Regions from separate parts of the Homo sapiens genome. Here region 2 is linked to region 1. The links are chromatin loops, found by intact Hi-C in ENCODE. Cell type or tissue: CD4-positive, alpha-beta T cell. All regions are shown on one strand. Each heading gives the region's core, and the rest is flanking DNA. Links, peaks and the distances in the headings are about the cores only.

The links. A loop is a pair of places that touch in the nucleus more often than their neighbours do. Peaks named below come from ENCODE experiments on the same cell type or tissue, not always from the same donor. Only the 100,000 strongest peaks of a DNase experiment are listed, where the experiment ranks them.
Region 2: it touches region 1 in a loop (2.5-fold over the local background); 1 of 110 quality-filtered maps calls a loop at or near these places.

The regions. Positions count from the first base shown.
Region 1 is chr1:206,454,885-206,460,258 of GRCh38, reverse strand. SRGAP2 (SLIT-ROBO Rho GTPase activating protein 2) reads right to left here. Exons shown (of 23, transcript NM_015326.5): 21 at 5,235-5,374; 22 at 1,312-1,636. Among named protein-coding and RNA genes, the nearest start is that of IKBKE, 13 kb to the left of the region's middle. RefSeq lists an enhancer at 4,911-5,374. In CD4-positive, alpha-beta T cell, for the core only: no CTCF peak of the experiment used is centred there; a DNase peak (open chromatin) is centred at 2,658.
Region 2 is chr1:206,142,319-206,147,692 of GRCh38, reverse strand. It overlaps LOC105372873 (a long non-coding RNA gene), which reads right to left and starts at 529. Exons shown (of 2, transcript XR_922477.2): 1 at 417-529. In CD4-positive, alpha-beta T cell, for the core only: no CTCF peak of the experiment used is centred there; no DNase peak of the experiment used is centred there; H3K27me3 peaks cover 619 bases.

The sequences.
Region 1 (5,374 bases), core at 229-5,228:
AGACTTCCCAGCTCCCCGCTCCCTCCCCATAAACCTGTGTCTGGCACCCCCAAACTACCACAGGATTTCTTCTTGGGATTAGGTTCACATGGAAAGATTTTACACATTCCAAGCGAAGGCCTTTGGTTAAGGTTTCTTTGTCGTACAGACCGATGCATGCTTTCTGTTCACAGTGATTCAGTTTCACTCATCCCTATGACATTCTCAAACCTTTAAAATGCTCAGGAAGAACTCCATCTCCCTCCTCAGTCGCACTCTACAGCTAGTCTGTCCCAGCTGTCTACCTTTCCTGACATTCCTATTAACACCTGGCCAAGGAGGGAGCTGGGAGGATTCCCGTAGCGCAAGGCAGATTGCAGCCAAGAGCTTAAATAGAGGCACAGAATAGAAGGCTAGCAAAGCAAGACATCTCAGGCCTGTAGCTCAATACTGGGCTTGCCAGGTACATCTCCGTAAGCAGAGAACCACAATTAAGCCAAGAGAGACCATGCCCAGCCTCTATCACCCCCTGGAAGATGGGGTAAGGAGAATCTCAACTCAGTTGAGATAAGAAGGCAACAATAAGCCCTTAGTTCCTACCTGGTCTAATGAAAATTATATAGTTGGGAGAGACGTCTGAGTGAACTGCTTGGAGTGGCCCCGGTAGTCGGATTTTTAGAGGTGGGGTTGGATCTCTAATATTTCATGGAAAACAGAGAGTCATCAGTGCGGTGCATACACAGAAGGAAGACCCTGCAACCAGGGAGCTCATCTCCATAGCCTCTGGAGGCTTGGGCTGCAAATCCTTTTGGTTACCAGAGCTCTCTGCAGCCAGAGTATTTTTTAGGTCTTTAAAACCAGGTGCAGGTTCTTAATTGATCATCTACCCATTCGGTACCAGAGACTAGCCTTAGGAATCGGGATGATGGTGATGGGCACAGCAATATAAACATGTGGCCAGGATTACACCTGATCCTCAACAGTCGGGCAGTTTCACTAAAGTCTACCAAGGTCTTTAGACTCAAAACTTGGGCTTTCAAAATACTCTTAATACCGGCTTTAAAAATTACAACAGCCTTCCTAATAGCCAGTGTATGAGCAAGAAGCTAGGCTTCTTTTATTCTGTCTTTAGGTTCTTCCTGGGGAGAGAGGGACAGGCAGACCACTTATTAAGCTGTCTTATTGGGTCCACATGTCCAGAGTGGACATATACTCAGTATATCACATACAAAATAATCATTCTGTTTCAAGTCCTGTCATAATTAGGTGGGTGGCACTAAGTGGTAGTGATGAATGTAGACTCATGCTGTCTGTCCAGGAGCCCACAGTTACCTGAGCAATGACCTCAGGGTCCATGGGCCGATGGTTATTGAAGCTTTTTGACCTTCCCGCTGTGGCAGTCTTCCGGATCTGTGGACTATCCAGCCGATTCTTCAGGGATGAGTGGCGGCTGATGGAGTTGAGGCTCCCGTGCCCACTGATGGAACACTTATCTGGCCCTTCTTTGGGGAGGCTCTGGCTCATGATGGGCTGGGAGGATGGGCGGCAGCTAGCCCCCACCCCTGGGGAGGAGGAGTCAGTCAGGGAACTGCTCAGCCCATGGCTGTCACTCCGAAAAGTTTTCCGGATGCTCCCAGATTCTGGACGCTTCCTTTGCCTTCAATCACAAACAGAAAGGGCAGTGTGATCAGGGAGCCCTGGCTCCAAGGAAGCTAGGATAAGTGGGAGGGGGCAGATGTTGGCACCCAGGGACTTCGGAAGGAGAGGGACACAGAACTCGTTCTCTCCTCGGCTTCATCTTCTCTTGCATTCTCCATGTCTTCATTCCCTTGCCACCCCCAAGCTGGGTGAAGGAGAAATGGATACTTACTTGGTGGTCACGGGCTTTGTGTTGTCAAGATGTAAGTTGCTGTCAGAAAAAATGTCTGATTAAGCGAAGGTTTCTAATGGGAAAGAGATTCATGGAAAGGCCCCTTCTGTGACCTGCCATGAACAGAAACCTAAGGCCCCAGCTAGGAGAAGAAGTCTCACCATCACCAAAGAGGTCAAGATTGCTGGTAAGAGGATAGTTAACTTTTCTAAATTTTAGCATGACTCTTTTTCCAAAAAGACTGTAACTGTTTTGGGCTCTGGCAAGAGGCTGTTGTTGCTTATTCTGTAGGCATGGAGCAGAATAGTTTTCAAGAGGCAGCAACACTGCAGAGTTGGGGCCCAGTTTGTGCGTTTTCTTAGTGTGGAAATACCTCTACATGACTCCCAAGTCACCCAGCACTGGGCTGAACCCTGGATCTGGGCGAATTTGTTTCAGACCACTTAGGGCTCTCAGACAAAATGGCTTGGCAGAATCCCAGTTACATGGGTGTTGCCTGCTGCTGGATAATTTCATTTTGTCTTGGAATCAGATCTGAAAAGGTCTAATCTAAGAGGCAATGAAACTTCTGATTTGGATGGCTGCTGAACAGCTCTGATCTTGAATCTAAGAGAGATGGGGGCTGAGGCAGGAGTTGAGGTGGAAGGAGGGAAGGGGTTAGACTCTGAAGATAAGGAGCTGGTCTGTGAGGTGGGGACAGTGCTCTAAGCCAGTCCTAGTCCTGTTCACTGCTGAGGTCTTCCTCATCTTTCTGCCTGCAGGGCCTGGCCCAGGACCTGGCATGTATCAGTCACTCCGTGAGTCTGTCCACTCGGCAGTTTTAGGCTTGTGACTCAGCCGCTCTCGAGTGGAAAAAGGATGTTCTCAGAGTCTTCTAAGGCCCTGCTGAAATGAACCCCCTCTCTGCAAGGATTTCCCTGGCACCACTAACTCCAACTGCACTGGCACCACTGCACCACTAACTCCAGTTGCAGGAAGAATGGACCCCTCCCTCCTCTGTACCTTCAGAGCATCTGATGCTACCTGTCAGTTACCTGTCCATAGGGTCTTTACCTTGCCAGACTGTGAGCTCTGAGATCAGGGACCTCGTCTTTTTTATCTCTGAATAAACACCAGCAGTGCTTGGCACAACAGTAGATACTTAATAAATGTGTAGAATTAAATGGAAGTGCCACACCCTAATAGCTCTTTGCTGATTTCCTTTTTCTGCTTGAGGATAGCTGACTCATGGGCTGAAACTGCTGAGAAGACAGATTTATGGGGTGGCTGTGGTGTGCCATGTCCCAGGCTAGGCCCTGGGGATGTAAAGAAAAGGAAGATATAGTTCCTGGGTTCAAGGAGCTCAATCTGGTGGGGGATCTGAGTGAAGCGTGAGTACCAAAAGGTATTCAAAGTGTCTTTGGAATGCAGCATAAGGGCACCTCACTCAGCCTGGGGAAGTCAGGGATGTCAGAATGGCTTCCCCAAAGAGCTAAGTCTTCGGACTGAGTCTTGAAGGGAGATGAGGAGGTGACCAGGTGAGGAGACAGCAGGCGTGAGCGCCCAGGGGCGAAAGAGAACCTGGGCACTCGGGAAACTCAAGGAATTTGGGAGGAGGAGTGGCGTGGGGGGCAGGAGGTAAGACTCAAAGGCCGACTCACTTCTAAGGGCCAGACATGCCCCGGGGCCACCGCTCACCCACCCACCAGGTGATGAGGCTTGTCCTCCAAGAACCCCATCCCAAGACTCCTGACACCAGCAAACAAGGAGTTCAAGGGAACCACCTTAACTGTCTACAGATACTCTTTTTTTTTCTTCTTCTGTTTACCATTTCAGTTATTACTCTCTACAATTTCTATGCACAAATGGCATCAAATATATGATGGCTTAAAAATATGTACTTAACTAATTATCTAACTCTTCCTCCACCAACCCCGCCTTGGTTTCTGAGTTAATTATAGGATCACGACCTTTTGATTGTAGGGTTACAATTTAACACAGAATTGTAAATAAGGAAAAAAATGTGATTAGCCCACAGTTACTTGATATTGGCTTGCCCTCCCAGCAGGGCAGTGTGCTGGAGGGAAACAGAAACTTCTCAATTTTTTTTTAACTGGTCTGAATTAAATTATAACTACACTGAGTAAGTGATCTGAATAAACGACTTTACTAACTTGAGGGTGAAAGAGATGGAAAAGAGCCACGTGCCCCAACCACTCCCCCTGCTACCGTCTGGGTGGAAAAAAGCCAAGAGATCTGGGAAACCTGGTATAGTTTAAAAACAACAAGCATCCTTTATTCTCCTTCCAGTCTCAGTGTCCAGAGGCTACGGTTAACAGGTTTTCAAAGTGCAAATCATTTCATTCCTCAAAAGCCAGAGGGGAATAAAAACTGTACATCATCTCCAATCCATATTCATCAGGAGCGCCCTGGGGCTTGTCATCCTGCTGGCACGGGGCCAGGTTTCAGGGCCTGGCGGAAAGAGGTCTGTAGGCTTTGGGACTTGGTGTCTGGCCCCTTGAGATGAGATTAGTTCTCCAATAACCTGAATGCCTCTTGGGGAGGCGGCAGCACGCAGGCGTAGAATCCCTCTAGACAGCCAGATCGGGCGTGGGTGGAGTTTAAACCCCAGGATGTTGCTAACAGCCACAATGAAAGCTGGGGGTCAGAGGTAAGAGCCTGCTGAGCAGGAGTGGGGATCTGCAAAGGGACTAAGGGGGTAGAATAATACAAAAGGCCAAAGCAATAGGAACAAAATGGAAAATTATTTCTCCTGGTGTGAAAGGGCAGAAGAAAAGGGAGCTAGGGGTTAGCCAATGAATGAAGAGCTCAGGACAAAGCTTTCCTTAGGGACATCGTGGCCTCCTTTCCTCCACAGGAGTGAATGCAGGACAGGGGGAGGAACAGACACATGATATCTCAATAAACCCACCTGGTGTAACATCAGCCTAGTAGAAGCCACACACAGACTCTGAATCTTTGCACGAACACGGGTCAAGGAAGACAGACATCAAAGACTATTATTTGAGTATGGATTGGAAAAAAGAAGGCACCTCTGAGAAACAGTACAAAACCAGGTTGCATAAAGTGACCAAAGCTTTGGTCAAAGTTTTAGCTGTAAGACTGCCACAAAGGTCTGGGTGGACAGACACTGCGGGAACACACAGTAAAGCACCCTTCCACAGCACGAGGGCAGCTAGCTGGAGACCTGGACCTGCCCCGAGGCTTGTAGCAGCATCCTCAGCCCTGTCCGCCTTGCAGCAGCAATGACCACATGCAAACTGTTAGGCTGGGGGAGCTGGGAGCCCTACGTGCAGCACAGGAATGGAGATGGGGGTTAGGCCAGAGGGTGAGGCTGGGTGTTGCAAGTCATTCAGGGGAGCAGAAAATGAAAAGCAGAGCTTACTTGTTGATGTTTGCAAGATAAATATCGGCTACATGACCCCCACTGGGACAGCTGGCCCCCGCTCTGGCTGTCACCTTTTCTTCAGGTGGCTCAGAAATGACCTCAATCTCAGACTTGGGGCTGGACCTCTCCACGACACC
Region 2 (5,374 bases), core at 98-5,097, 310 kb after region 1:
GGAATCTGGTACTGCATTTATGGAATTTCAATCTCCAAGCATAGAATCTATATACTTAAAGCATGAAACTTGGCCCTATGAGCATTCAACATGGCACCCCATGTGTGGAATCTCAATCTTCTAGTATAACGTGGCCTTATAAATGTGGAATCTGGCATTCCAGGCATGAAACCTTGGGTTTTAGTCATAGAAGTTGGCTCTCCAAGCCTTAAAAACCTATTTCCCCAGGCATGGAACCTGGCAATGCATGAATGAACTCTCAGTCTCTGAGTGTGAAACTTGAACTACTAATGCTGAAATTGGTACTTACTGTATAAGAACCTCAATACTCAACCACGGGACCTGGCCCTAAAAGCAAGTAACTTAGCATTATATGTATGGAATCTCAAAACTCCATCCATGAAAACTGGCCTTACCGTCATGGAATCTTGCACTCCATGTATGAAACCTAGACTTGCAGGCATTTCATTAATTGGGACGTCCATATAAGCCCCACCCCTACAAACACGGAAACTGGTACTGTGTATATGAATTCTCAATCTCCAAATATGGAACATACCCTTACAAGTGTGGAATCTGTCACTCTAGCTAAAACTCCGGGCATGGAAACTGGCATTTGAGTCACAGAAGCCAACTCTACATGCATGGAACCTGGTCTCCCAGATACGGAATCTGGCACTCTGTGTATGGAATATCAATCCCCAGCCATTGAACCTGACCATATAAACATGGAACCTGTACTCCATTTATGAAACATGGACTTTCAGAGATATATTTAGCTCTCCTAGGTGTAAATCCTGCCTTTTTATGCATATATATTCTGCTCTTCCGCATAAAACCTGGCTCTATAAACATGGAAATTGGGTTTCCAATTATGAAACCTGACTTTCCAGGGTTGGAAAGTAGCTCCTGATGTGAATCCTGCCTCTCTAGGTATAAAACCTGATTCTTTAGTTGTGGAATCTGGGCTTCTATATGTACGCCTTGGTGATCTAGGTATTGAATTAGACCTTTTGAGCATAACATGAGTATGAAATCTCTCTCTCCAAACTTGGAACCTGCCTTGTGAGGGTGGAACCGGAACCTCCTGAAATGCCATCTAGCCCACAAGTAAAAAAATTCAGGGTAGTGTTAAGTGACTTTTCCAAGGTTAAACAATTGATTTTCTATGGAGCTGGGGCTGGAATCCAGGTCTCCTGATTCTCAGCCAGTGCTCACTATAGAGATGGTTGTTCTGCTTATCTTTCTTGTTAATGGTGTAGCCAGGGAAAAGAGAACTAGACAGGTGGACAGGAGTCAGAACATGCAAAGTCTGTTGACAGCATTGCCCTGACTGTCCTGTCTGCCTCTATTGCCCTTAGACAGATGGCCCAATCCCACTGAACTTTACCACCCCCTTTTTCATGCAAAGGGGGAGTCAGACAAGATGGTTGCTGAGACCAGTTCCAGCCCTGGCATTCTGTTCTCTACCTCTATGTTATGCTTCTCTTTATTAAGAGCCTCTTCTTGTCTTTGAGCAGCGTGAGACTGAATTGGTCTGGGGCATACCGAGCCATCTAAGCAAGGAGCAACCAGGAGATTAGCTTTGATCCTGCCCTGACCCCCTCCTCCCTCCTGTGGTTTCCTTCATTATTTCAGCTGTTGCCCAAGGAAGAGATTTTTATATTTGGTTGAAGTGTCCCATTCAACCCAGAAAATCAAATACCATTTTAAAAGATCCTGACTTTGGAAGTTAGCCTCACAGCTGCCTGGGGTGCCTCACGATCCCTCTCTATTCAAAAGCCTGTTCTTGTTTTCCATTTTACAGCTCATGTCCTGGTCTCTTCTTTCTGCTTGGGTGGGGTTGGCTGCCTAAGGGACTCAGGTCCTATTGCCACTTGGATCTAAGCAGGGGAGGCTGTTAGGGCCAGGGGAGGGAATCAGACTAACCAAAGAGTCGGGGGAGTTTTTAGGGCATCTCCTGTCCTTTTGCCTGAGGGTAACCACTCCCCCCTCCGCCCCGCTCCCTGCACCCTGCCCCCAGATGGAGTCTCTCTGTCTCCCAGGCTAGAGTGCGGTGGCACGATCTTGGCTAACTGCAAGCTCTGCCTCCCGGGTTCATGCCATTCTCCTGCCTCAGCCTCCCGAGTAGCGAGACTACAGGCGCCCGCCACCACACCCAGCTAATTTTTTGTGTTTTTAGTAGTGACGGGGTTTCACCGTGTTAGCCAGGATGCTCTCGATCTCCTGACCTCGTGATCTGTCCGCCTCGGCCTCCCAAACTGCTGGGTTTACAGGCAAGAGCCACCGCGTTTTAACTCTTTGTCCTTCATATGCCCGAAACATAAACTTCTAGTGCTTTTTCTTCACTTACCAATTTTGGACATTATCTATTTATTTTCCGCAATGGTAGGTAACTCTTTCACACACTGACGCTTCTCAGCTCTTCTCTTCCATCTTCCTAATATAATGTCTAGGCTTTTATGACCCTGAACTACTGTTGACCCCAGAATAAGTATGCACTATGCCATGATTACATTTCTTTTCCTCTCTAGCTTTTCTCTGCCCCTAGTTTCAACATTTCTTTCTTTTTCCTCATACTATTTGCCTTGATCCTTGCCACATTCTTTTCTTTCCAAACCTCCATCATCTCGCCTATGTTATCTGCCACCTTTCTTCCCAGAGATCTTGTACACAGAGTCCTTTGTAGAAGCAACACATTCATTTGTTTAGAAATAGACATGGAGTGCCCACTGATAGCCAGACCTGCTTCAGTTAATTTATTAAGTCATTAAGTCATTGCTTTCAATAACCATATGCTGAGTGCCAGGCATGAATAATACAGAGATAAATAAAATATAACCTTTGTGCCCAAGTAGCTACCCTGTCTCTTTCCCTCACCTAGGTCAGGATCTCTCTTGTTCCTGGCATCTAGCCCAGTACTTAGCACATGGGTTGCCCTTAGTAAATATTTATTGTTGAGAACATTATTGGACTCATTTTTCAGGCCCATCTTCACTCATCTCCCCTGAATGTTGCTTAAATAGGGACGATCCTGGTGTCATCCCTATTTAAACCCAGTGCACAGCGATTTCATCTCAGAGGTGCTCAGTGCAGGCTTCAGGTTCTCTTCTGCCTTAGCCCTGTTATTGCATGGGATGCAATCCTGCCCCACTTCCACCCCGAGATAAGGTTTCTTGAGCTGCATCCTCTGGCACAAAATCCTTCCTATCCCCAAGGGAGGCAATGTATGGGTCCTAGGATAGCATTGAGAACAGGGGCCTAGGCATCTGCTCTGATGTCCTCATCCTCTAAGCCTAAGGCAGTACTAGCCCTCCTCCAAGTCTCCGTTTCCCTGGCAGCCCTGCACTTCCTCCCCATTTCTGTTTCCCTGGCTGTAAAACTCTGAAGCAAGGCCTGCCCTTCTTTCCTTCCCCTGCATGCAGTTTAGGACCAGGTGGAGGTTCTTAGCTGTGAAAGGCCTCATGAGGACTATTAATGTACTCTTTAGGAGGATTTTGTTTCAGCTCAAATGCATTCTGCAAGGATTTCACAGTGACAAAGAGTTCGTGTATGTGTTGCAAGACAGCTCCCTTCTCTTGTCCTGAGGGAGTTTGCACCTGCTTACTCAGGACAGGCTTTTCCACAGACCGTCCTCCATGCTGTCCTCCCACCTCAGGTGTCTGGTTACTGCCAGAACCATTTATTCCGACCCTCCATCTGGCCAACAGATTAAAAATCCCCCACAATGCAAAGGGCGACTGCAGATGGCCGTGCACCTGGGAGTCCCGAATCCCTGGGCTGCAGGACCTGGAGTTGGACTTCCCTGCTTGGCTGACAGCCTTGGAACCTCCAGTTCATCTAACAGGGAACTGTAAAGCCAGCCCCTCATTAGAACAGCCTGCAGCCCAAGTCCACACTGAAAAGAGGTGGAGGTGCTAAACTGATGCCTGTAACTTAATATCTGGTGAGTTCGCCCACGCAGTGCACAAGAGACGTGCACTCAGCCACCGTATGTGACTGGCACTCACAGTTCTTCTCCCGAAAGCTACAGCCGCACACGGTGTACCCCATGCAGCCCTTCTCAGCAACCCTTGGGAGACATTCTCATGACTCGTCACCATCTGAATCCCTCGCTCTCATCTGTCTTTGGTGAAGAACCTGGGTTCAGAGGCTTCCAATCTCTTTTCCACATGGCAGCCTTAAAAATGTATATACTTTCAAATATAAAATGAAAACAGAAATGTTCTCCCTCAGTGCTTGCCAGTGCACTTAGAATATGACTTCAGCTGGTTCCCATGGTCTAGGAGGGATGTGGCCCTGTCCACCCCACCCATGACCTTGTCTCAGGTCGCCCTGCCCAGCTCTCTGCCTCCAGGAGCACTCCCCTCCCGACCGACAGTTCTGAGAACTTTTTCTCTTCCTTGGAGTGCTTTTCTCTCCATACGCAGGATGGCTGGCCTTCATTTTTCTGGTTTTGGCTTAAATGTCATCTTGGAGACATCCTCAATGACATCTCTGTCCAGAATAGTTCTCCCCATACCCTTATTCCCCTAGATCCCTAGGTCCCTGCTCTTTTTTTTTCCAGGGCTCTTATCTCAATTTTTAATTGTATATTATTTTTCGTTGACTTGTTTTTCTTGTGTTTTCCCTGAAACAGTAAGCTCCTTGAGGAAGGGATCATATATAGTCTAACCAGACAGCCTCTGTCATAGTGCATGGCACATAGTAGTTGCTCAACAAGTACATGTTGAATGTCAAATGAACAAATGTCAGGAAACAAATGTCAATCGAGTCATTTCCTGAATTCAGTGCCTTTTAGGGCAGTGGTCTCAGACTTTGTTGCACATTAGAATTACCTGGAAAGGTTGAAAAATACCTCCATAGCTATTAAATCAAAACCTCTAAGGGGTGAGATCAAAGCACCCATTTTTTAAAAAGTCTTCAGGTGATTCCAATGTGCAGCTAAGAACCCAGTGTTTAGAGCAGTGGTTCTTACATGTAGTCCTGGACGAGCAGTATCAGCCTCATGTGGGGACTCATTAGAAATGCACATTCTTTGGTCCTACCCAGATCTACTGAGTCAGAAATTCTAGTCAAGCCACTTTCCTGCGCCCTCCAAGGGATTCTGAGGCAGGCTAAAGTTCGATAATCACTGCTTTAAAGAAGGGGTCGTGCTGTCTCTACTCTTCGCCTTGTCATTTTTTGTTGGCATCAGCAATAGGAAAATGGGACACTCTTTAGCAGGATGACCACTGTCCCAGTTTGTGGGGGACTGTCCCTGTTTTACTGAAAGTTTCACATCCCAGGAAATCCCTCATTCCCCAGCAACCAAGACAGTTGGTCCCCCTACTATTTAGAACTCTTTTGATCGAAATACCAGATCCACCGGACA